Regions from separate parts of the Homo sapiens genome. Here region 1 is linked to region 2. A link is a loop called in an ENCODE intact Hi-C map of the cell type or tissue named here. Cell type or tissue: heart left ventricle. All regions are shown on one strand. Each heading gives the region's core, and the rest is flanking DNA. Links, peaks and the distances in the headings are about the cores only.

Region 1 (16,467 bases), core at 4,809-12,808, 240 kb before region 2:
TACCAACACAGAAATGAAGACACAAATCCTAGTCTATAAGGTCACAATCTCTCAGAGAAACAAACAACTAGTTACAAAGTAACACAGACTGAAAGTGCTACCTAAGGAATCAGAGACTGAGGTTAAGTCTACCTGAGCCAGTCACATCAGTGGCTGAATCTGGAAACCAGGGATACGAGCATCTGCAAAGCCCACCCAAACCCTCCCCAAGGCCCCAGGATGCAGGAGAGAGGTCTCACCACACTGCAAGAACAAAGTGGAGATTCAGCATCACCTTTGCAGAGTGTGCTCACCACCCTGCCCCAAGAGGAAGGTCTTGCTAGAATGCCTGACAAGAAACTGAGGCCTGAGGAACTCGGGTGCCTTGCCGTGCTCAGACACCAGCCCCAAGCCCCTGCTCCTGGCCCACAGCAACTTCCCAGGTGAGATTTGCAGGGTATCTGCTCTGCCAGACAGGAGCCTGGCAGAACCTGGCCTGCCCCTGCACACCAAATGCGCCCAGCCACCTGAGGCAGACCTGGCCCTCCACCCTGGTCCTGAGAGGGCAGGGGCTGTGGTCAGCATCCCCTGTTCCACTGGGAGGAACATCACCTGGCCCCCACCATATGGGCTACATGGAGAAGGGGCAGCTGTCTCCACTCCAAGTTCCAGGACTGAGCACAATCTGCCTTCTTGGCCCCCCTCTGGACCCCCTGGGGGACAGGATCTGACCATTCCCTCAGCTGTCCAAGAGGGAGAGATCCCTGTCCCACCTCAGCTCTGCAAGTGGGGACATCCGTTCCTCCCCCAACACCCAGGGAGTAAAGGCACAGGTAACCATGACGTAGAGACACCGGTCCCCCTCAGGTAGCAAGAATGGGAGGGCATCTGTCCCTCCCAGGTAGCAAGGATGCGGGGGCACTTGCACCCTCACCCCCAGCTACCAATGGTGCTTGCAAGCAGCACCCAGCTCATACACCTGTGTCATCCTGCCCCCCCAGGTAGCAATGATGCGGGGGCACCTGTCCCTTCCAGGTAGTAATAATGTGGGGCACCTGTCCCCCTCGGGTAACAATGATGTAGGGACACCTGTCCCCTGTCAGGTAACGACGAGGTACTAGCACCTGTTCCCTCCTAGTAGTAATGATATAGAGGCCCCTGTCTCCTCCGGGGAGCAGTGATGCAGGGCACCTGTACCCCATCAGGTATGGATTTTGTGGGGTCACCTGTCCCGCCCACGACGCCCGGGGCGTGGGGACACCTGTCCCCCTCGGGCCGTGCCAAGCCCCGCCCCCGCCGCGCGCGCCCCGCCCCCGCCGCGCCCCCCCCCACCCCGCCCCGTGCACGCGCCGGACACGCGCCCCCTCCCTCCCTCCGCCGGCCCTGAAGGGTCGGCGCGGGCAGCCCCCTTACCCGCGCGGCCCGCGTCAGGCTCAGGTCCTTCATGACCTCCTCGAAGGCCGCCGTCTCCTCCGCCTGCTTCTGATTGTGCAGCGCGATCTTCTCGCTGAATTTCCGCGGATTGTTCGAAGTCGCCATCTTCTCGCCGCCACCTCCTCCTCCTCCTCCTCCTCCTCCACCTCCTCGCCCCCCCACTCGCCCGTGCCACCGCGCAAGCGCCGGCTGGGCCCACGGGCGGCGAGCAGTGCGCAGGCGCGCCGGCGGTCGTGAGCGCGGCGCAGGCGCACAGGAGCGGCGCGCGGCGCGGGGGCGAAGGCGCATGCGCGCGCCCAGGCGCGCGCTCGGGGCCCGCGGGAAGGGCGGTGGAGCGCGAGTGGAAATTTCAACGCCGACGCAGTGATCCGCCTCCTGGCCCGCTGGACAGCGGCCTCTGGGCTGTTGGACAAGGACCGCGGATCGGCTGGGGCACTGGAGCCCCCAAGAGGGAGACGGCCTGACCCAGATCCTCCCAATTCACAAGGGTGGGGCCAGGCACCCCCCCCCGCAAGGATTGGTGGCACCCCAAGTTGAACCTGGGTTTGGACTAAGAGCTCTGAAAACAGACTAGGGCGTTGGTCACTCATGCATTCATTCATTCAAGGAATATTTACTGAGCACCTACTATGTGCCAGGCAAACTGGAGTACAGGCGTGAACAAGCAGAGGTGATCCCTGCCCTTATGGAGTGTACAGTCAGAGAGGGGGCAGACATAGCACACAAATAACCAAGAACTTTTCAGATGGAGGTAAATGTGATGCGGTAAATAAGACCAGTGGCCAGCCACAGAACATTAGGGAGGGAGGCTCCTGCAGCCACCACAGACAGGGAGGCGGAAAGTTATCTTAGCTAAGACCTGAACCCTGCAATCGGCTCTCTCAGTCCATAAACCTAGCTGTTGCCCTTAACGACTTTCTTTTTTTTTTTTTTTTTTCCCTTGAGACCGAGTTTTGCCCTTGTCGCCCAGACTGGAATGCAGTGGTGCGATCTCGGCTCACTGCAACCTCCTCCTCCCAGGTTCAAGCCATTCTCCTGCCTCAGCCTCTCCAGTAGCTAGGATTACAGGCAGGCGCCACCACGCCCAGCTAATTTTTTTATTTTCAGTAGAGACTAAAGACCATGTTGGCCAGGCTGGTCTTGAACTCCTGACAGCAGGTGATCCACCCGCCTCGCCCTCCCTAAGTGCTGGGATTACAGGCGTGAGCCACCATGTCCAGCCGACGACTACTTTTTCCCATTCCCTTGCAATGGGCATATTGCTATTCTCTGGATACCTGAGCCCAAAGAACTGGAGTTACAGAGCTTCAGCCTTCCCTCTGCATACTTCTCCAGTCCAGTCTTGTTCAAGGATCTCTATTTTGCAACAAGGTGCTAACAGAAGGGTCCAGAAATCCCATCAAGACTCAGCAGTGAAGGAAGGAGCAGAGACTCCCCCGATGGCAGAGTGGTAAGCCAGGGAAGCAGGAGGGACTCTAACCCTCCCTCCCTCAAGAGAGGGACCCCCAACCACCAATATTGAAAGTTTATATTCAGGAGGCTGCAGGGATTTCAGAGTATGGGCTGGGTGGAAGCTAGGAAGGTCAGCTGGGGGAATTGATGATGGCTCTAATGGCACAACAAGCACACATTTTATTGGACTGAGGATGGCTGGAGGGGATGCTGACATCTTCCAAACATGCTTTGATTCATGCTTTACAACAGGTAATAAAATGCTCATGTTAAATATATATATATATATATCGATTTTCATTTAGAATGCCTTGGATATTGCCACTGCCCTACTTTATCTTTGTTTTGAGACAGAGTCTCACTCTGTCGCCCAGGCTAGAGTGCAGTGGCGCAACCTTGGCTCACTGCAATCTCTGCCTCTCAGGTTCAAGCGATTCTCCTACCTCAGCCTCCCAAGTAGCTGGGATTACAGGCATGCACCATGATGCTCAGCTAATTTTTATGGGATTTTTTTTTTTTTTTTTTTTTTGAGACGGAGTCTCTGTTTCCCAGGCTGGAGTGCAGTGGCACAGACTCAGCTCACTGCAACCTCTGCCTCTGGGGTTTAAGTGATTCTCCTGCCTCAGCCTCCCAAGTAGCTGGAATTACAGGAACCCACCACCACACCCGGCTACTTTTTGTATTTTTAGTAGAGACAGGGTTTCACCGTGTTGGCCAGGCTGGTCTTGAACTTCTGACCTCAGGTGATCCGCCCGCCTCAGCCTCCCAAAGTGCTGGGATTACAGACATGAGCCACCGCACCCGGCCATCTTCCTTCTTGATATGATTTTGCGCACTTTGGTAAGCTCCTATACTTTTTGCCTAACAAGCATATTCCTTCTCTCAACCCCACCCACTCCCTCAACTTTTTAGTGTCAACAACCCTTATTTGGGGAACACTGGTTCTGACTTTCAGTCTGTGAGATGTGAATGGCTGGTCTCACCACTCTCCCACCACACAAACACCCCTCCCTAAGGTGGAAGTCTTGGCCAATCAGCATAGCCCATTGTGCTGGCCATCAAGATTGGTTCAGGCCAGGCTGGGTGTTGTGGCTCATGCCTGTAATCCCAGAACTTGGGAGGCCGAGGCAGGAGGATCATTTGAGCCCAGGAGCTTGAGACCAGCCTGGGCAACATAGCGAGATTTAATCTCCACTAAAAATAAAAAAATTACCTGCGCGTGGTGATGCCTGCTTATAATCCCAGCTACTCAGGAGGCTGAGACAGGAGGATTGCTTGAGCCTGGGAGATGGAGGCTGCAGTGAGCTATGATAATGCACTGCACTCCAGCCTGGGTGACAGAGCAAGACCCTGTCTCAAACAAACAAACAAACAAACAAACAAAAAACAGGCTGGGCGCTGGGTCATGACTGTAATCCCTACACTTTTGGAGGCAGAGGCGGGCAGAACACCTGAGGTCAGGAGTTTGAGACCAGACTGGCCAACATGGTGAAACCCCATCTCGACTAAAAATACAAAAAAAATTAGCCAGACGCGGTGGCACACGCCTGTAATTCCAGCTGCTGGGGAGGCTGAGGCAGGAAAATCACTTGAACCCAGGAGGTGGAGGTTGCAGTGAGCCAAGATAGCGCCACTTCACTCTAGCCTGGGCAACAGAGGGAGACTTTGTCTCAAAAAAAAACAAAAGATTAGTTCAGCTGGGCCAAAAGAGTGGACCCACACAGAGGAAAACAGAACCAGGCCTGGCACGGTGGCTCACAACTGTAATCCCAGCACTTTGGGAGGCCAAGGTGGGTGGATCACTTGAGGTCAGGAGCTTGAGACCAGCCTGACCAACATAGGGAAACTCCATCTCTACTAAAAATACAAAATTAGCTGGGCATGGTGGCACATGCCTCTAATCCCAGCTACTTGGGAGGCTGAGGCAGGAGAACAGCTTGAATCCAGGAGGCAGAGGTTGCAGTGAGCCGAGATCACATTACTGTACTCCAGCCTGAGCTTCTGGATCCAGCCATTCCTGAAGCTAGACTCACCTGCCTTTTAAGTTATGTAGGCCAAAAATTTATTCCCTTTTGTGCTTGTCTATTTGTTTTCTTGTTTGTTTGTTTGTTTGTTTTTTCAGACAGGGTCTCACTTTGTTGCCCAGGCTGGAGTGCAGTGGCATGATCATGCTCACTGAAGCCCCAACCCTTAGGCTCAGGTGATCCCCCCACCTCAGCCTTCCAGGTAGCTGGGACTACAGGTGTGCATCATCATGCCTGGCTAATGTTTTGTGGTTTTTGTAGAGACAGGATTCATCCTGTTGCTCAGGCTGGTCTCAAACTCCTGGGCTCAAGTGATCCGCCCCCCTCAGCCTCCCAAAGTGCTGAGATTACATGTGTGCACCACCGTGCCTGGCCTGCCTAAATCTATTTCAAGTCCTTTTTCTGTTCCTGGTTCTGACTGAGACTGCAGCTTCTGTGAGTCCAATGCGAGACTGGGCCCGCTACATATGTGGCTTCTAGTTCTTTTTTTTTTTTTTTTTTTTTTTAAACAGAGTCTCGCTAGGTCTCCCAGGCTAGAGTGCAGTGGTACGATCTTGGCTCACTGCAACCTCCGCCTCCCAGGTTCAAGTGATTCTCCTGCATCAGCCTCCAGAGTACCTGGGACTACAAGCGTGCGCCACTACGCCCAGCTAATTTTTGTATTTTTAGTAGAGATGGGGTTTCACCATGTTGGCCAGGCTGGTCTCGAACTCCTGACCTCAGATGATACTCCCACCTTGGCATCCCAAAGTGCTGGGGTTATAGGCGTGAGCCACCACGCCTGACCGGCTTCTAGTTCTTGACAGCATCCTGTGAGGTCAGAGAAGAAATAAAGACAGAGAGCAGGGACAGCAGCTGCCCTAGCAACTTATGCACCAAAACTCAGGCCTCACAGCCGACCTCAGCTGCTTTCACACACTGAGTTTTGTAGGCTTTAAATGAAGTTAGCCAGGCGTGGTGGCTCACGCCTGTAATCCCAGCACTTTGGGAGGCTGAGGCGGGCGGCTCACCTGAGGTCAGGAGTTTGAGACCAGCCTGACCAACATGGAGAAACCCCGTCTCTACTAAAAATACAATATTAGCCGGGCGTGGTGGCACATGCCTGTAATCTCAGCTACTCGGGAGGCTGAGGCAAGAGAATCGCTTGAACCTAGGAGGTGGAGGTTGCAGTGAGCCAAGATTGCGCCATTGCACTCCAGCCTGGGCAACAAAAGTGAAACTCCATCTCAAAAAAATACATAAATAAATAAATAAAATAAATGAAGTTAATAAGTGTCAACTGCCTTACTTCTAAGAAGTGCTCCGTAATTGATGCCACTTACCCTAATCAATTACATGTATCTTTTTTTTTTTTTCTTTTTTGAGACACAGTTTCGCTCTGTTACCCAAGCTGGAGTACAGTGTTGCGATCTCTGTTCACTGCAACTTCCAACCTCCGCCTCCCTGGTTCAAGCAATTCTCCTCCTACTTCAGCCTCCCGAGTAGCTGAGATTACAGGGGTGTACCACGACGCCTAGCTAATTTTTTCTTTTTTTTGAGATGGAGTTTCGCTCTGTCTCCTAGGCTGGCGTGCAGTGGTGAGATCTCGGCTCACTGCAGCCTTCACCTCCTAGGCTCAAGCGATTTTCCTGCCTCAGCCTCCTGAGTAGCTGTGACTACAGGTGTAGGCCACCACACCCGGCTAATTTTTGTATTTTTAGTAGAGACGGGGTTTTGCCATGTTGGCCAGGTTGCTTTCGAACTCCTGACCTCAAGTGATCCTCCTGGCTCGGCTTCGCAAAGTGCTAGGATTATAGGCGTGAGCCACTGCACCTGGCCCTGTAGGCTTTAAATGAAATTCGTATGTGTCAACATACGTTAATATGTTAGTATGTTAACATATGTTAATATGTGTCTCACTAAGAGGTGCTCCATAAATGCCACTTACCCTGATCACTTACATATATCTGCACTAAGCCAGTTTCCAGACACAGGAAGATGGAAGAGAAAAGATTTTGGGGACTAGCAGGGGTTACAGCAAGGAGCCATCCTGGGCATGTGCAGAAGTAAGTCTGCTGCTCTTCCTACTCACCCCCATTCACCCCGCGGCCCGCCTGGCATGAAACTTGATCCATCCTAAACCCTGGTGATGAGTCAGAGGAAGCAGCCAGCCCGCTCATTGTGCAATGGCCAGACAGCAGCCCAAGCCCCGCTTCTTGCTCCACTGACCCCCAGCCCTGAGAAGGGCGAGGCTTCAGTGTCCAGTGACCCGGGCAGAAACCAACCCTGAGGTTTTCACTTTCTTCCTTCATCAAAGGAACTTGCTGTCACCCAGTGTGGTCCAACACTGCTCCTCACAGCAGCCCTGCGGGCTTTGCAAAGCAGGGCAGATCCCACACTCCCATCGCACTTAAAAAAAAAAAAAATCTAAAGGCTTGGCGCAGTGGCTCATGCCTGTAATCCCAGCACTTTGGGAGGCAGAGGCAGGTGGGTCACCTGAGGTCAGGAGTTCAAGACCAGCCTGGCCAACATGGTGAAACCCCGTCTCTTAAAAAAAAAAAAAAATGAAAATTAGCTAGGCATGATGGTGGGTGCCTGTAATCCCAGCTACTCGGGAGGCTGAGGCAGGAGAATCGCTTGAACCCGGGAGGTGGAGGTTGCAGTGAGCCGAGATCGCACCATTGCACTCCAGCCTGGGAGACAGAGTGAGACTCCATCTCAAATAAAAAAAAAATACCCTCCTCCTGGCGGCTCCACATGCTTATGCTCGGCTCGGCTCTCGCTCCAGCCACACGGGCCTCTTCGCTGTTCCCTCTGCCTGGATTGCGCTCCTCCAAGATGCTTTCGTGGCTGGCTCCTTCTCGACTTGCAGGCCTCTGCTCTGAGAGACCCTCCTGAAGGGTCTAGCTGAAGTGGACCTCCAGCGTCTCTTCCCATGACCCAGAAACATCCCATTCTCTGAAGGCAGCTGTTTGTGCGGTCTCATCTGATCCCTTGTAGATTGAGCTGAGATTATGTTCGCCTTTCCCAAAGAGGCCAGGGCCAGGCCAGAGTTCCCTGTGTGCCTGTGGAATGTGGAAAGGGCACAGACACACGTGATTTCTTATGTGTTTTTGTTCATTCGTTTGTGCGTTTTTAAGACAGAGTCTTGCTCTGTCACCCAGGCTGGAGTGCAGTGGCGCGAACTCGGCTCACTGCAACCTCCACCTCCACACCTGTAATGTCAGCACTTTGGGGGACTGAGGTGGGCGGATCACCTGAGGTCAGGAGTTTGAGACCAGCCTGGCCAACATGGTGAAACACCGTCTCTACTAAAAATGCAAAAAAAACATTAACTAGGCGTGGTGGTGCACGCCTGTAAACCCAGCTACCTGGGAGGCTGAGGAAGGAGAATTGCTTGACCCGGGAGATCAAGAAACTCTTGAGCATTTCTGTGTGGTCCAACACTTATCAGTTGTCAAGCTGTGTGACAATGGAAAACTGTCTTCACCTCTCTGAGCCGCACTGCCCTCCTCTGCTAAATGTGGACAGTGGTGCTCCTCATAGCAGGCTCTTGGAAAGATGAAACAGATAACACATGGAAAGCACTTAGCTCAGTGCCTGCTTCATCCAAGCACTCAGCAACTGTTAGGAAAGCAAAACGCTACTTCGCCATGTTAGTTTTCATGCTTTGCTTCTCAGCTCTTCCTTATATGGGATCTTAGTCGATTTGGGGTACCCACGTCGTGTGGAGGTGAATTAGGGCCATTGGAGCTGAGAGGCAAAGAGGAAAACAATCCCTGGTCTGTCTTTGACTTCCAAAAGAGGCTCTCATCGTACAGAGTTTTTAAAGGGCAAAGCAAAAGCTGGGTCTGATCATGAAGAGAGAGGGAAAGGACCCAAGAGAAGCCAGCGATGCCCCTCCTTACGATAAGGTTACAGGAGGACCCAGGCCCCTCGTCCTCCCACCCAGGCTTTAGTGGTGGATGGAGGGTGGGACGGGGTGGGCCGCCAAGGAGGGTAGTGAGAGGCTGGAACTGGGCAGGCGGGGGACCCATGGTTCAAGTCTAGGGACCCAGCCACTTGTGCTGAGGGATAGATAGCTGAAGTGCGTGTTGGAAAACTGGTTGGTTGGCTGGATGCATTGGCTTGTGCCTATATTCTCAGCACTTTGGGAGGCAGAGGCAGGAGGACTGCTTGAGCTCAGGAGTTTGAAACCAGCCTGGGCAACATAGAGAGACTTGGGCATGCTCCCAGGGACACCTACAGTGTCCATGCCCTGAAACTTGGCCAAGGCCCCATTGACCTCCCTACATCCAGACCCCCATCCTGCTTTCCAAGATCCTGGGGCACTCACAGCCCCCACTCACCTGAAACAAACAAACAAAAAAGAGGGATATCTCGACCTCCAGGGGGCAGTGGCTGCTAAGGAGATGCAGAACGGGCCTTTCTTTTTGGTTGCCAGCATCAGGGTCCCCATCCAAGTTTGGGGAGTCCCCCCACAGAGGGAAGTTGGTCACCCTGCTAACAAGAGAGGCCCCCAAGCCAAGGGTGACCCATCGAACTATTGGCCGCGGTTCCCACCTATTCCTGCATCCCTGCCCTCTACAGTTCTTCCTTCCAGGTGGAAGACACTTCCCCATTCCAGATGTGGGGCTCAGCCATGTCATTTGCTTGGCCAAAGACTTATGGGCAGGTCAGGCATAGTGGCTCATGCCTGTAATCCCAGCACTTTGGGAGGCCAGGGCAGGTGGTTGACTTGAGGCCAGGAGTTCGAGACCAGCCTGGCCAACAAAGCGAAACCCCGTCTCTATTAAAAATACAAAACTTAGCCAGGTGTGGTGGCACATACCTGTAATCCCAGCTACTCGAGAGGCTGAGGCAAGAGAATCGCTTGATCTTGGGAGGTGGAGGTTGCTGTGAGCCGAGATTGCACCACTGCACTCCAGCCTGGGTGACAGAGCGAGATTCAGTCTCAAATAAATAAATAAATGAATAAGCTGCTCTTGGTGGCATGAGCGTATAGTTCTAGCTAGTCAGGAGGCTAAGGTGGGAGTATCACTTGAGCCCAGGAGGTCGAGGCTGCAGTGAACCATGATTGTGCCACTGCACTCCAGCCTGGGCAACAGAGCAAGACTCCATCTCAAAATAAAAAAAAAAAAGACTTACGGGCAGATGTGATAGTGTTTGAGTCCCGAACTGAGACCCTACGAGGCCTCACGTGATTCCACTTGTCCTCAGACACTTGCAGGAGGAAAATGTGCCCTGGCTAGCTGCTGTTCCAGCAGGAGGCAAGAACCCGTGGAGCAGGGACTCTGGGCTACTCTGCATCCTTGCACCTGTAAGCAGAGCTGCCCAGCCGAGGCCCGCCTAGAGCAGACACCACCTCTGCTGACTCACAGACATGTGAAAAACAAACGCTTATTGTTGCATGCCATTGAGACTTGGGGGTGTTTGTTGCACAGCAGTGGCTGACTAATACACACGAATGTACTCACTTTCACCACTCCTGGGACAGCTGGGGAATGGCGTGGGATACTGGTTGGGCCTCCGGGATGTTTCCATGCAGGCACAAGTGCTACAGAGAAACAGCATCGGGGCAGGGCCATCTGTTTTCTAGGGGCAGCTGTGGCTGAGTGCCCAGGGCAGATGGCAGTGCCAACGGAGGCGTCTGGATTCTGCAGTGGTGGCAGGATCGTCCTCTGGCATAATTTCAGCTGAAGGCCTAGTTGCCTCACGCCTTTGATTCCCTTGTTTACTTTTTTCTTTTTTCTTTTTTTTTTTTTTTTGGAGACAGGGTCTCACTGTGTTACCCAGGCTGGAGTGCAGTGGCACAATCACAGCTCACTGCAGCCTTGATCTTCAGGGCTCAACCTATCCTCACCTCACCCTCCTGTGTAGCTGGGACTACAGGTGCATGCCACTATGCCAGGCTAATTCTTCTATTTTTTGTAGAGACAGGGTTTTGCTGTGTTGCTGGTCTCCAACTCCTGAGCTCAAGAGATCTGCCTGCCTCAGCCTCCCAAAGTGCTGGGAATACAGTCTCTAAACCAAAAAAAAATAAAGAAAGAAAGAAAGAGAGAGGCATAGTCATGCCCCCTCCCAGAAATCATGGGCCACCAGTCATAACATCCTGGCACCTCTGACCTCCAGTCTCCTTGTTATGAGAAATAATGTCTGCACTGCAGAAAACACTAATGGCCAGATATGCTTGTCACCAAGCAGTTCCAAAATTATAATGTAAATGTGACAGATGCTGGAGTATTCCCATCTCATGTCAGGGTTTTTACTTGTAAGCAACAGAAACTGACTCTAGACAATTTATTTACTTAAATTTTTTTTGAGATGGAGTCTTGCTATGTTGCCCGGGCTAGAGTGCAGTGGTGCAATTTTGGCTCACTGCAGCCTCCACCTCCCAGGTTCAAGCAATTCTCCTGCCTCAGCCTCCCGAGTAGCTGGGATTACAGGCATTAATCACCACACCTGGCTAATTTTTCTATTTTTAGTAGAGGCAGGGTTTCACCATGTTGGCCAGGCTGGTCTTGAACTCCTGACCTCAAGTGATCTGCCTGCCTCAGCCTCCCAAAGTGCTGGGATTACAGGCGTGAGCCGCTGCATCCAGCCTGGACAATTTAAATAGCCAATGTGTGTATTGCAAAACTGGTTGGTTGGCTAGGTATGGTGGCTCATGCCTCTAATCCCGGCACTTTGGGAGGCCAAGGCAGGAGTGTTGCTTGAGCCCAGGAGTTCAAAACCCGCCTGGACAACATAGTGAGACTCTGTCTCTATTTAAAAAAAAAAAAAAAAAAAAAAGCCCAGGCGTGGTGGCTCACGCCTGTAATCCCAGCACTTTGAGAGACCAAGGTGGGCAGATCACTTGAGGTCAGGAGTTCAAGACCGCCTGGCCAACATGGCGAAACCTCGTCTGTACCAAAAATACAAAAATTAGCCAGGAGTAGTGGCATGCACCTGTAATCCCAGCTACTCAGGAGGCTGAAGCAGGAGAATCGCTTGAACCCAGGAGGCAGAGGTTGCAGTGAATTGAGATGGTGCCATTGCACTCCAGCCTGGGCAACAGAGTAGACTCCGTCTCAAAAAAAAAAAAAAAATTGTTTGGTAGCTCACAGAAGTGATGAGAAGGCTGGAAAACCAGGCTCAGAAAAACAGGCTGGAGTGCAGTGGTACAATCACAGCTCCTTGCAGCCTAGAACTCCTGGGCTCAGGTGATCCTCCCACTTCAGCCTCCCTGAGTGGCTGGGACTACAGGCGTGTGTCACCCTGACGAGCTTTTTTTTTTTTGTAGAGATAAGTTCTCACTATGTCACTCAGGGCTGGTCTTGAACTCTTGGACTCAAGCAACCCTCCTGCCTCGGCCTCCTAAAGCTCTGGGATTACAGGTGTGAGCCACTGCGCCCAGCCTGAGTGTGCTCTCTTAACTTGCTCCTCCTGGCCACAAGATGGCTGCAGAAGCCCCTGGCATTGTGTCCTCATAAGAAGCAGTAAGGAAGGGAAGGGGGCAACAAGGCCTCTCTCTCCCTTGTCCAGAAACACCCGACCCCTTCAAGCTTGCTGGCCAGAGCTGGGAAACACGCCCAGATTACAAACAACCCCGGCAAAAGGCATTGCCAAGAACGGCTCAGCTGAATCTTAACCCCAGAGGCTGGGCACGTTGCTGCTGGCACCAAATCAGGGATCTGATGGTGAGGAGGGAGGAATGGCTGCCCGGCTGGCCACCAGAATGAGAGCGACAGGAAGACGAGAACAAAGCAGGGGCCTTGCTGGGGGTGGAGCACGGCTTGGTGCCCTCCTTTCCCCGGGGTTTGCACACAGAAGGTGCCCACGGCCACTAGTGTGAAGAAGGCTGCCCTCACCTTCCCGCCCCAGCACCTCTCCTTTGTGCAGCAAACATTCGAGCTATGCTCCGTCGGTGCCAGGCTCTGTGTTAGGCGCCAGGCCGCTGAGATCCACGGTCAGGCGCCCCGAGGAAGAGCAGGGTCCGAGGCTGCACCGTGCAAAGTGAATCTCCAGGGCCCGTGAGAACGGACGAGCTGGAGCTGCTTCCTCGGAGACAGAGCCAGGGGCAGGTTTCCAAGCTGGCCAGGTCCGGGGCGGATTCCCACCTCACACGGCTCCCCAGAGGCCCCCTTGGCCCTCACTTGCTGAGAGGCCCCAGAAGTCGCACTTGGCCTCCCTCTTGCGGGCCTGCATCTGACCGTCCCGAGAGACAGCGTTTTCCCACAGCCTGAGCCCAGGTGCAAGGGAGGCTCCTGCAGCCGGCGTCCAGGCCTCAGCGAGTAGGCAGGGCATCTGGAAGTAGACAGGCTTCCCCCAGGCTCGGGGCGGTGCCGGGCTCCAGACCCCTTTGGGCCGCCAGGCAGATTGGGCTACGCTGGTCCAGGGGTGCATGCACAGATATGTGTGTGTGTGCATATGTGTGAGCTTGTGTTTCACTGTGTGCGGGTGAGCGTGTGAACGCGCTGCAATGCGTGGGTATGGGCAAGCATGCGTGTGCAGGCGTGCACGAGCACGGCCATGTGAATGTGCGTGTTGCGGCATGCGTGTGCAGGTGTGTGCATGAGCATGTGCGAGTGTGCGCAGGCATATTCTGCCTCTGAAGGACACAAACGTTCACAAAGTGAAGATTCAAGCCAGTTTCTGCTAAATTAAAAACAGCTTTTTCATGTTTAAAGTTTACAATACGAAAAATAATTTTCCTTTCTTGGGGGGATGCGGGGGGAGGCTGAGGGAGGGGCAGGGGGCCCCACGAACATTCCACGAACCGGCCTAGACGGTTATGCACAATCGATCCGGTTAGATACAGCAGCGCCCCCCGCCCTGGGCCGGCGCCCCTGCCAGCTCACTGGGGACAAGATGTTCTGAGGTGTGAGCTGATCCAGGGGACTTGCAGCTGGCAAAGCTTCTCACTGCTCCCCTGAAGGGGCCATGCCTCCAGTGGGGAAGGGTTCTCTTTGGGGGAGCTCAGGTCGGGGGTGGGGCTGGAATGTTCTGGTAAGTCCCCAGGGAACTCGGCTTTTGTCTCGATGCCCCTGACAGTGTGGGCTTCTTTTAGGTTCCCAACCATGTTCCTATTTTAGCACTGCCCACCCCCTCAGCCTCTAGTGTTACCCCAGCCCCGATGGCTGCCACACAGGAGCGCCAGGCATGCAGGCACAGCAACTTATGGAGATCCATGTGTGTGTGATATCCCAGGGCCTCCCTTCTGGGAAGGCCGTCCGGGAACATCAGGCTTTCTCTGCTAACCTGCAACTGATAAGTGGCCTGCTCTGGGCAGCCCAGTTCATAGTTTGGCCGGCCATGATGAGAATAGGGGGCTGAAGGCTCTTCCAAAGTGCCAAGGTTGGTCCGGGCATGGTGGCTCACACCTGTAATCCCAGCACTTTGGGAGGCAGAGGCAGGTGGATCACCTGAGGTCAAGAGTTCAAGGCCAGCCTGGCCAACATGGTGAAACCCCGTCTGTACTAAAAATACAAAAATTAGCCGGGTGTGGTGGTGTGTGTCTGCGTCTGTAATCCTGGCTACTTGGGAGGCTGAGGCAGGTGAATTGCTTGAACCCAGGAGGCAGAGGTTGCAGTGAGCCGAGATCACGCCACTGCACTCCAGCCTGGGTGACAGAGCGAGGCTCCGTCTCAAAAAAACAAAAAAACCAACAACAAAAAACGCCAGGGTGAAAGTCCTGGCCACGCTTCCTGCTGCCTCTGCGCCCCTGAGCCAAAGCCCAGCCCACTGCCGACTCCTCTGAAAGGCTGGAAAAGGTTGAGGCGGGGGAGAGGAGCCCCCAGACACGCGGAGGACACACGAGGAATCTGTGACCAATCAGACCCAAGCCGCACAAGCTCAGTGCTGGGCCGGCTCCATCTCTTCACCATAACATTTTTATTAAATAAAGGGAAATATTAGGAGACGATGTCTGCTAAGATAGGAGGTTAATTCTTTACATGGTGAGTGGGTCACAGAGACAAGACATCAATCGTCTGTTAGCAGCGAGAGAGACACTTTAAGTTGCCCCAAGAGTACAAATCCCATCTATGAGACAGCAGTGCTGGCTTCTTAAAAACAGTAAAACCAATCAAAAAGAAAAGATTTAGAGGTTCAGACATTAGAACAAATGTGGCCAGAGATACCACAGAGCCCTTGAAGGGAAAGGCCTCACTGCTGGCTCCGTAGCAATGTTGACCCAAAAACAGGGCAGGCCAGGGAGTGGCAGGGCGCGGAGGGGTGGAAAGGAGGGAGGAGAAAAAAGACACCCCACCAGACCTGCGGCAAGCGCCACTATGGGATTCTGAAGTTAGCGTCGCCCTCCAATTGCGGGAAGGGGACTGCCTGGCCAACAGGGCAAATGTAGAGGGCCGGGATGTCTCAGCCAGTTAAGGCCCCACAAGATGCTCAGTGCCAAATGGAAGGTCCCAAGCCCCTAAGGAGCGTTTCTAGGAGTTGATATGGTTTTTCCTCCGGAAAGCAGATGAAGGCAGGAACTGAGGCATGACCAGGGCCTCCCCTCAGCAGCTTGGGATGGGGGAAGGAGGGCACCCCAGGGGAGGCAGACACGTGCCCTCCTCCTCCACCCACCCCAAACCAGGGGCTTCTAAGCCACCTCTCACTGCTCCTGGAGGTCCGTGTGTTACGGACGTTTCGGGTGAGTTTATTTTAAAAACACGCGCGCAGGAGACTTGGAAGGAGGGTGAGTCATATACCACCGACTTTGGGTTCAATGTTGATGAGCTCACATCTGAATGCCTGAAACCGTGGGGCTGGGAGGCAGTAGAGAAGTGAGATGGAGCTGCACAGGGACCCCCTGGAGACCTGGGATTCCACCCGCCAGCCCGTGGGGACTCGGGGGCCAGGCGAGGAAACCACCCCGGGGACGAATTTGCTGCCACCACATGTCAGACGCTTTGCCGGCAGGCTCCCTCGGATGGACTCGCAGCCAGGATCTGCTTTGGGAAGGAGGGAGGGAGGGACCCCTGGGAGGGGGGCTTATCAACGCAGCAGGCCCCTCAAGGGCAGCCCGGGCGAAGGGGGGCACTGGGGTTCTCAGGCAGACGTGCATTCGCCAAGCCCCACTTGGAGACAACATGCGGTCAGGCCAGGGTCCCGGGGGTCTTGGGGGCTACCTCCTGGTCCCGGCCCGGGGCAGCAGGACGGGGGCGCAGGCTATGCCTGCGAAGGACTCCGGGAAGTGCAGGTCCCGCTCCCACTCGTCGGTGTCCGTGTTGTACACCTGTACGATGCCCGTGACGTTGTTGAGACGCCAGTTGTAGCCCCCGACGATGTAGATCTTCCTCTCCAGCAGGCAGCAGCCGGCCTCTGACTGGCCGGCCCGCATGGGGCTCACGCTGGTCCACTGGTCCGTCTCCGGCACATAGTACTCCACAGCCAGCACGTCGAAGCAGCGGTCCACGTGGTCCATGCGGCCCCCGAGGGCATAGATGCGGCCGCCGGCACCCACCATGGCGTGTAGCACGCGGGGTTCGCTCATGGGCGCCTTGAACTCCCACTGGTCGGCCACGGGGTCGTAGCAGTGCAGGGCCTTCTTGTCCTCCACTGAGATCCCGTAGCCACCCGAGATGTAGAGGCGGCCCCCTGAGGCGGCCCCAGCATG
Region 2 (8,752 bases), core at 109-8,108:
GGATTTATTTAAAAAAATAAACCCGAGGAAGATGCTCATCTGAGCCAGCACCGCCGGCTTTCAGGGCAGCCCCTGCAGACGTCTGGCCCTGGCGGGTGGCTGCAAGCCCACCTCGGCCCTCCCTGCGCTTCCTGAGCAGTCCCTGCTTATGATGGGCTCCCCAGGAAGCCCACTGCCTCCTCCCTGGCTGCAGCCTCCGGGGTTCAGCCTCCTGTCTCGCCAGAAGACTCCTAGGCCCTTGGGGTGGCGCGCCTGCCTTTTCTAGTTTTATACAAAGACAGCCACTTTTAGCTACTGCTAATGAGACTTGAGTCTATTTTTGTACAAAAGAGAAGCAAAATCTTTTTTCTAAACCTGTGCCTCCCTCTCCTCGGACACCCAGGGTCTAGCCGCTGCCCTGGGTCCTGCCTGCAGTATTACAGAGGTCGTCGAAAGGTGCAGCTGCGTTCTGAGGGCGTGGGGAATGGGCAGGTGGCCTCTGCTGGTCTCTGGCTCTACGTTTAGGCACCCCTTTCCCCAGCCTCTCCTCCTTGGGCAGGGTCTCTGCTCCAGCAAGCAAACAGGGTGGCCCAGGTGGCTATTTTGAGAACTCCAGCTGGTGCCCCCAGACAGCTGCTCAGAGCCAAGGGGGCAGAGGGCTTTCAGCGCCCCCAGGCCTGCCCTGCTATTTCAGGCCCTCAGCTGTCGGGGGCCACTGTGTTTCTGTGCTCCAAGTTGAGACTCGGCCGCAGCGGCGTCAGACTTTTCTTTGCGATGTCCTCGGTTTCCCATTTGTTGCTGCTGCTGCTCATTCCACACTGTTGAGACCTTGTGGTCTCGATGCTGCTGGCCTCCCTCCGTCCCTCTGTCCACTTGTGGGTCCTGGGGTCGTCTTAGCAGAGCCACCGCCAAGGTTTGCACTCAGGGAGGGGCTGATGGAGGGCTGGGCGCCATGGGGTCAGGGAGGCCCCAGGGACCCATGGGCAGAGCTGGGGAGCCAGGAGGATGGGTCTGCCTGCTCTGGGGGTGCAGGCTCTGCAGACACCCCAATTGCTGCTCTGTTGCTGTGCCTAGTCTAGTGTCCCCCAAAGCATCGGGGGGCCACGCAAGTGTGGGTGTGTGAGTGTGCGTATGTGGGGACCCCCCAGGGCATGGTGGGGTCTGAGGCGTGTGTTCCCATTTAGGGCTGAATGAAGCCATGACTTGGAAAGGTGGTGGGGGGTGGATGGCGGCTGTGACTCAGGGCCCAGGGATCACATGGGGGTCACTGCTGCCATCAGCAGTCAGGCAGGGAGAACAGAAATGCAAAAATACAGATGTCTATTTTTCTAAACTGGGGGGTGGAGGGGTGCCTCCTGACAGCTTCCAAAGAGCTGACTGTGGAGGGCCCACAGTGTATCCCACCCCTGCCCGAGAGTCTCTCTCCTTTGGGACCCCCGGGTTCCCAGAGCTCCGAGGAAACTGATCCTTCATGTTTCAATAGCTGTTGTTGTTTTTCTCTTTGGGCCGGGCCGGGCCGGGGAAGGGCCGAGCAGGCTCCAGGAGGCCTCCAGAGTCAGCTGGACCTTGCTGTGTCGCCCGCAGGCAGCCCTGCAGACACCGGTGAGGTGGGATGATTTCAGGAGGTCCCAGCCCGGGACTGCCCGCCCCTCTGCCCTGGGAACCAGTCCAAGGGGCTGTCAGTTGAATTTGCCTTTTTGTTGTTGTTGTTGTTTTTGTTGTTTATTTGTTCTCCTTTTAAGGAATTATGAAGCTAAGAAAAGTTTTGTGTTTTGGGGGTTGGTGGACAAAGTTCTAGCTGATTAAATATGGTCTAACTTATTGATACTATTTTTTTTTCTTTTAATGTTGTACTGTGGAGAAAAACTATTTTGAGCCATGGGGTTGGTGTTTACAAGAACTTTCCACTTTTGCCAAAATGTTACAATTGAAAGGCATCTATCTGCGTCTTCAGTTTCCTGATATTTTCTTAAAAGATCTAGTGTCCTTTTTGTACACTAAACAGGTGAATGCTGACTTTTTTCATTCTCCAATAAATTTCACTGAACTGAACCTGGCAGCCCAGGCTGCCTGGCTGGTGTGTGTGGTGTGTGGGTGTTGGTGTATCTGTGTGTGTGGTGTATGGTGTGTATGTGTGTGTGGTGTGTGTTGGGGTGTGTGGGTGTGTAGTATATCTGTGTCGGTGTGTGTTGGATGTTGTGTGTGGGTGTGTAGTGTGTGTGATGTGTTAGGGTGTGTGTGTTGTATGTGTGGGTGTGTTGTGTGTGGTGTGTGTTGGGGTGTGGGGTGTGTGGTGTGTGTTGGGGATGTGTGTGGTGAGGATGTGGTGTTTGTTGGGATGTGGTATGTGTTGGGATGTGGGTGTGTGTTGGGGTGTGGTGTGTGGATGTGGTGTATCTGGGTGTGTGGTATGAGGGTGTGGTGTGTGTTGGGGTGTGTGGTGTGGGGTGTGTGTGGTGTGTTGGGGATGTGTTGAGGGTGGGTGTGTGTTGGGGTGTGTGGGTGTGGTGTGTGTTGGGGTGTGTTGGTGTGGGTGTGGTGTGTGTTGGTGTGTGTTGACCGGATGTGTGGTGTGTGTTGGGGTGTGAGGGTGTGGTGTGTGTTGGGTGGTGTGTGGTGTGTGTTGGGGTGTGTAGGTGTGTGTGTGGTGTGAGGGTGTGGTGTGTGTTGGGGGTGTGTGTGTTGGGTGTGTGGTGTGTGTTGGGGTGTGGGTGTGTGTGTAGTGTGTGGGTGTGTCACAGCCTGGTTTCTGTGGTGGCTGTCCCTGTCCTGTGGTTGGGGGTGGGCTGGCATCAGGAGGTGATGTGACCTGGGGCCGCCATAATGATGAGAAAGGGTTGTTCAGGGGCTCTGGCTGGGACCAGATAAGAAGGCAGAGTTTGCAGCCTACCTGAGCCGTTGCCTGAGAAAGGACCAAATCAGAGGGCCCTGTAGGTGACGGGGAGCGCGGGGGTGGGGGCAGGCTGGGTCAGGGCGGAGGGATAGGGAGCCATAGCAGGTGTGTGAGCACAGCAGTACCCTCTGGTGTGGATAGGGTGGGCTGAACCCAGCATTGGGATTCCTTGGCCCCCTGTGGCACCAAAGGCTACAGGAGTGGGGCTGGGGGTGGGGGAAACCAGCTGTGACTGTCTCCCTCTGATGAAAGCAGCAGCAGGTAACGGTAATATTACCTGTTCTTCCCACACTGGGGCAGGGGCATCCCCTGTGCCACTAGTGGGGATGGGGAAAAGGCCTGACGGGAGCGGCGGTGGTGCAGGTGGAACGAGCCAGGGGCCATGGAGAACATAACACTCAACCTGCCAGCCAAGGACAAGAAGGGGTGCATTTAGTAAGCGATAACACCGAAGAATAGGACCGTGGGCAAAGGTCCTGGGCCTGCAGCTGTGGGGGGGGCCTGGCCTCCCTGCCCGTCCGTGGCCTTGGCCCAAGTTCTAAGGCCACCCAGGAATCTGAGGGGCGCGGGAGGGGAAGTCATGCAGCCCAGTGGGGCAGCGTGTACCCTGCTCCCAGCATAGCCTGGCCACGCTGTTCTCCCAGGATAACATCTCTGTCCCAACATCCCAGGGCCAACACCAACCTCCTGCAGCTCACGGTCCTGCCTCCCCCGGCCCTCCAACGCCAGCCCTAAGCCAACTGCCCAGCAATACTCTGGCCATCACCCCCGCAGCCTGCAGAGGCCACAGTCAGTCCCCTGACCTTCCTGAGCCATGGATGCCATCAGTCTAGTGCCCCGGATATTCAGGAGAGCCTTCCCACCCTCATGACCTGGGCACCCTGGTAGAGAGGGGCTCAGAGCTGTTAAACCCTCTCCTGCCACCTGCCAGGGGCCCCAATTGTCCTCTTTCAACGGGCACCCCTGTTCCTGCAGCCCCCTCCTGTACCAAGCTCCACCTGGGCTCTGCAACACAGCAGTGACTCAGCCTCATCCCTGCCTTCAGGGAGCCCACACTTTGCTGGGGAATAACAGTGCATCTCACCACCGACTTCAGCACACCCAGGCCTGACTGTAGGGGCCAAACCCCCTCCTTCGGCCTTGTCAACTGCTGGGAGTGGAAGCAGCCCAGCCTCTATGCCGATTCCCTCCAGCTGCCCTGTGCCAGCTCCCATCCTCCGGCACCCTCTACAGGTGGCCCTGTGAACACAGGCTCCCCGGGGCTGGGTCTTGGGACCTTCCTCATGTCTCTCAACTACACAGGTTCCTGAATCACGTGTCGCCTCGAGGCACAAACTCCCCGATTCTCTGATCCTCCAGTACCTACAGGATGTCCAACAGTTCCATTCCCAGAGATGGTATCGGACTCCACAAGTTATGGGGGTCAGTCCCACAGGGCTGCACCTGTGTCAGATGCCACCTATACTTCTGGCAAGCAGGCTAATAAATTGCGAGTTCCCATGACCCCACTTCAGGTTTGATAATTGCTGGAACAGCTCACAGAACTCCGGAAAATGCTCACAGCCAAATGGAGGAGGCGCACAGGGCAAGGTATGGGCGGGCCGTGAAGCTTCCATGCCTTTTCCAGGCATGCCACCCTCCCAGCCCCTCCATATTTTCCCCTAAACCCCATTTTTTTTTTGAGACAGGGTATTACTCTGTTGCCCAGGCTGGAGTGCAGTGGTACAATCATGGCTCACTGCAGCCTACACCTCCTGAGCTTAGGTGATCCTCCCACCTCAGCCTCCCACGCAGCTGGACTACAGGTGTGCGCCACCAAGCCCGGCTATTTTTTGTTTGTTTGTTTGTATTGAGACGGGGTTTCCCCGTGTTGCCCAGGCTGGTCTCAAACTCCTGGGCTCAAGCGATGCGCCCGCTTTGACCTCCCAAAGTGCTAGGATTACAGGCATGAGCCACCGTGCCTGGCTGACTGCCTATTTTTCGGCTTAGGTTCTATGAAGAATGTGTATCAATGTGTTGAAACACTGTAGATCTTAAAGGGAGCAGACTGGGTGGGGGAGGGGGGCCAGCCTGCCCAGACTTCCTAGACTCTGGGTAGCATTCCTTCCTCCAGGGTATGGGCAGGACCCTCCCGGAATGAGGGTCTTCAAGGGAGCAGGCAGAGAGTGACCTTTGCCGGCTTTGTGGCTTTTTTTTTGTTTTAAGGGGAGAAGGGCTCCAGTGTCTCTGACCTGCCTTGGGGAAGAGGAATTCTGGTTTCTATGGTTTCCAGGGGAGAAAGGGGCTAGAGGCAGGAGGGCAGGAGAAGGTCGGAGAGACTCGATTCTGAGCTTTCCGATGCCCTGCTCAAAGCGCGGGGCAGGCCAAGGCCCCATAACTTGAGGCTGAGGGGAGTTTCTGTGTTCTGAGCCCCAACTGTCTCATTTGCATATATGTGATTGATTAAATCGTTGGCCACTGGTGATTGAGCTCAATGTCTAACCAAGAACCAGGAACAAACACCAAATACTCTTTCACACTCCCTATCCCCAGCCCTCAGGGTCTGCCCAAGACCCCAAACTGCCTCCCACGTAGCCAATTTTTCATCTGCCCTGTCTGGGTGGCTCAGGTGGCTTGGCCTGTAGTTTTCTTTCAGTGAACTCCTCTTCATGTCTCAAAACCCTTGCCAGCAGCCCCCTCATCTGGGGAGCCTGTCTTGCAGGGGCCCTGCCTGTGAGTTCCCACCCACTGGGGCGGGGGTGTCCCAGTCCACTTCCAACTCCCTCAGACTGGGGCCCCTTCAGGGTGAGGCCTGGACCCAGAGTCTTAAGCCCTCATCCTCCAAGGTCAGGCCCTGTCTCTTGCAAACGTTCCCAACTATCCACCTTTTGGGCCAGCTCCAGTGGTGGAAACTTTCCGGCCTCCAGGCGCTTGTTTTGGAAAGTTCCTGGGGGAGCTGCCCCGGCCTGCCCGCTGGGTTCCCACGCTCCCTTATCAGCGCGCATGAGGGGGGCGCCCTGCAGTGCAGGCCTCATTCCTCCCCTGCCTCGGCCCTGCCCGCCTGTGCGTCCCCTCCCCTTTCCAGCGAACAGCCTCCCGCTCCGGCCCACTCCTGCCAAGCCCTCCTGCTGCAGGTGGGGAAACAGGCCAAACAGGCCCCATCCTTGTGAGCCCCGTGGGGACAGAGTGACTTTGTCCCCCGAGATGGATGGGGGCGGACATGGGGAGCCAGGGGATGGGACTGCCTGGTAGGTGCTGCTGCCCACGAAGGGGGAGTAGGTGGCAGTGTGGCTCCGAGGAGATTCTGGCTTTGGAGTTCTGGTCCTCTGCCTGTTTCCCCTGCAGTGTCTCTGACCCAGACCCCCTACCTACCCCCCCGGAGGCCCAGCTTCCCTGCCCAGCTCCACCCCCTGGCTTGTGGCTGGGCTCATGTGTAGCCTCATTGTCCTCTTGTAAAGGGGGGATAGGCAGCCATGAGCCCCTGGGGGCTGCGGAGCGAGCGAGGTGAACCTATACGCGCCGCGCTCGTGGACGCCTGGCCACTTCCGCCAGGCGGGGACCCGATGGCCACGGTGGCTCTGGGTTGTCGGGCCTCGAACCGGGTCTCCAGACGTTGGGCCCCTCCCTCCCAGCGCGGGAGAGGCGGGGAAGGGGGCGGGGCGGGGGAGGGGCCGCAGCGCTTTTCTCCGGAGGTCGCGCGCCCGAGAGCCCGCGCTGTCCGCCGCCGCTGCCTGAGTCGACTCTGCGCCGGTGAGTGCGGTTCGGGGCAGGGACGGCCTCCGTGGGGACCCAGGCTGGCTTGGCCCCGGCCGCTTAGAGTCCCCGCTGACCCCCTGCTCACCCCGGGCCCCCAGCCCGCCGCGATGGAGGCCGCCGCCCAGTTCTTCGTCGAGAGCCCGGACGTGGTCTACGGCCCCGAGGCCATCGAGGCGCAATACGAGTACCGGACGACGCGCGTCAGCCGCGAGGGTGGCGTTCTCAAGGTGGACCAGGGGGCTGAGGAAGGAGGCGTGCTGGGGAGAGCGGGGCGGCTCGGGGAGAAGGGCACGGGACCCGGGATTCACTGCGCGGCCTGTCTTCAGGTGCACCCCACGTCCACGCGCTTCACCTTCCGGACCGCCCGGCAGGTGCCCCGGCTCGGGGTCATGCTTGTCGGCTGGGGCGGGAACAACGGCTCCACACTCACCGCCGCGGTGCTGGCCAATCGACTGCGTTTGTCCTGGCCCACGCGCAGCGGCCGCAAGGTGGGGGCGGGAGGGGCGTGGTGGGTAGGGAGGCTTGGTGGGAGTCCTTGCGGGCGGGGGCGGGAGCCTGCAGGGGGCGGGGCTCTGCGGGACCAGGGGGGCTGTAGGGGGTGGGGTTCCGCGGGGCGAGGGGCTGCAGGGGCGAGGGACCTGCCCGGGTCTGGAGGCCTGTAGTGGGCGAGGGACCTGCAGGGGGCGAAGCTCTGTGGGGCGGGAGGGCTTGCAGGGGGCGGGGCCTGGCTGCAGGCGGACCCCGTGGAAGGGTTTCGCGAGGTAGCGGGGACTCCTCGGGAGTCTTACAGGGGCGGAGCTTAAGGTGCCGGAGGTCTCAGGGGAGGGGCCTGGGGGCAGCGGCTTCCGTCCTGGCTGTGAGCCTGGAACTGAAAAATGCCCGAAAGTGGGGCGGGGCTTGAGAGTCTAGGTGGGGCCCAGGCCGGGTCGCGGCCCTTTCACCACTCCCACCCGTCACCTCGCCGTGTCTGCTGACCCCCAGGAGGCCAACTACTACGGCTCGCTGACTCAGGCGGGCACCGTGAGCCTGGGCCTGGACGCCGAGGGCCAGGAGGTGTTCGTACCCTTCAGCGCGGTGCTGCCCATGGTGGCGCCCAACGACCTCGTGTTCGATGGTGGGCGGAGCCCTGGGCCGGGGTGGGGCGGGATGGGAGATGGGGTCTGGAGGGGCCCAGGATCCGGGCAGGGCCGAGTGTGAGGGTCCCCCCAGGCTGGGACATCTCGTCGCTGAACCTGGCCGAGGCGATGCGGCGCGCGAAGGTGCTGGACTGGGGGCTGCAGGAGCAACTGTGGCCGCACATGGAGGCCCTGCGGCCCCGGCCTTCTGTTTACATCCCCGAATTCATCGCGGCCAACCAGAGCGCGCGCGCGGACAACCTCATCCCAGGCTCGCGTGCGCAGCAGGTGCTGTCCCATCCCGCATCCCTTGCTTCCTGCCACCTGTTCTTCGCCACTTGGTTCCCTCTTTTTGCCCCACCCCGCGAATCCAGGCCTCACTTGACACCCGGGGAACTGAGTAGCCCAGGCCTCTGTGAGTCCGAGAGTATGTACAACCAACTTCCCTACACCCTCTCCATCCTCCCCACACCCTCACCATCCAACCCACAGCTGGAGCAGATCCGCAGGGACATCCGAGACTTCCGGTCTAGCGCGGGGCTGGACAAAGTCATAGTGCTGTGGACGGCGAACACGGAGCGCTTCTGTGAGGTGATTCCAGGCCTCAACGACACAGCCGAGAACCTGCTGCGCACCATTGAGGTGGGCGAACGCCCGGGTGGAGCGGGTCAGGCAGGGCCAGTCACAGACACAGCTCTGTGCTGACTGCCCGCCTTGCCCACAGCTCGGTCTGGAGGTGTCGCCCTCCACGCTCTTCGCCGTGGCCAGCATCCTGGAGGGCTGTGCCTTCCTCAATGGGTCTCCGCAGAACACCCTGGTGCCCGGAGCTCTTGAGCTCGCGTGGCAGCACCGGGTTTTTGTGGGCGGAGATGACTTCAAGTCAGGCCAGACCAAAGTCAAGTCCGTGCTTGTGGACTTCCTCATTGGCTCCGGCCTCAAGGTGCGTGGGCCTAGGGAGCTGCCGAGTGCAGGAAGGGGGCCTGGGCCGCGAGCACCTGGCTTGTGGGGCCGCAGGGCCTGCAGCTGCTGG

The links. A loop is a pair of places that touch in the nucleus more often than their neighbours do. Peaks named below come from ENCODE experiments on the same cell type or tissue, not always from the same donor. Only the 100,000 strongest peaks of a DNase experiment are listed, where the experiment ranks them.
Region 1: a loop joins it to region 2, with 2.5 times the contacts of the local background. A loop is called at or near these places in 24 of 110 quality-filtered maps.

The regions. Positions count from the first base shown.
Region 1 is chr19:18,668,754-18,685,220 of GRCh38, reverse strand. KLHL26 (kelch like family member 26) reads right to left here. Exons shown (of 3, transcript NM_018316.3): 3 at 13,500-16,467. The coding sequence ends at 15,976. It overlaps CRTC1 (CREB regulated transcription coactivator 1), which reads right to left and starts at 1,541. Exons shown (of 14, transcript NM_015321.3): 1 at 1,393-1,541. The coding sequence starts at 1,518. RefSeq lists a silencer at 1,552-1,641 and enhancers at 1,852-2,151, 12,108-12,842. In heart left ventricle, for the core only: CTCF peaks have their summits at 9,268 (motif pointing right) and 12,323 (motif pointing right); a DNase peak (open chromatin) is centred at 7,010; H3K27ac peaks cover 303 bases.
Region 2 is chr19:18,435,942-18,444,693 of GRCh38, reverse strand. ISYNA1 (inositol-3-phosphate synthase 1) reads left to right here and starts at 6,561. Exons shown (of 11, transcript NM_016368.5): 1 at 6,561-6,601; 2 at 6,706-6,834; 3 at 6,934-7,095; 4 at 7,589-7,721; 5 at 7,817-8,010; 6 at 8,215-8,364; 7 at 8,447-8,662. The coding sequence starts at 6,715. It overlaps ELL (elongation factor for RNA polymerase II), which reads left to right. Exons shown (of 12, transcript NM_006532.4): 12 at 1-2,031. RefSeq lists silencers at 2,834-2,883, 6,484-6,703, 7,184-7,323 and enhancers at 3,677-3,736, 3,897-4,016, 5,362-6,348, 6,349-7,336, 8,264-8,752. In heart left ventricle, for the core only: CTCF peaks have their summits at 4,093 (motif pointing left) and 7,369; DNase peaks (open chromatin) are centred at 5,864, 6,513, 7,084 and 7,443; H3K4me3 peaks cover 2,242 bases; H3K27ac peaks cover 2,598 bases.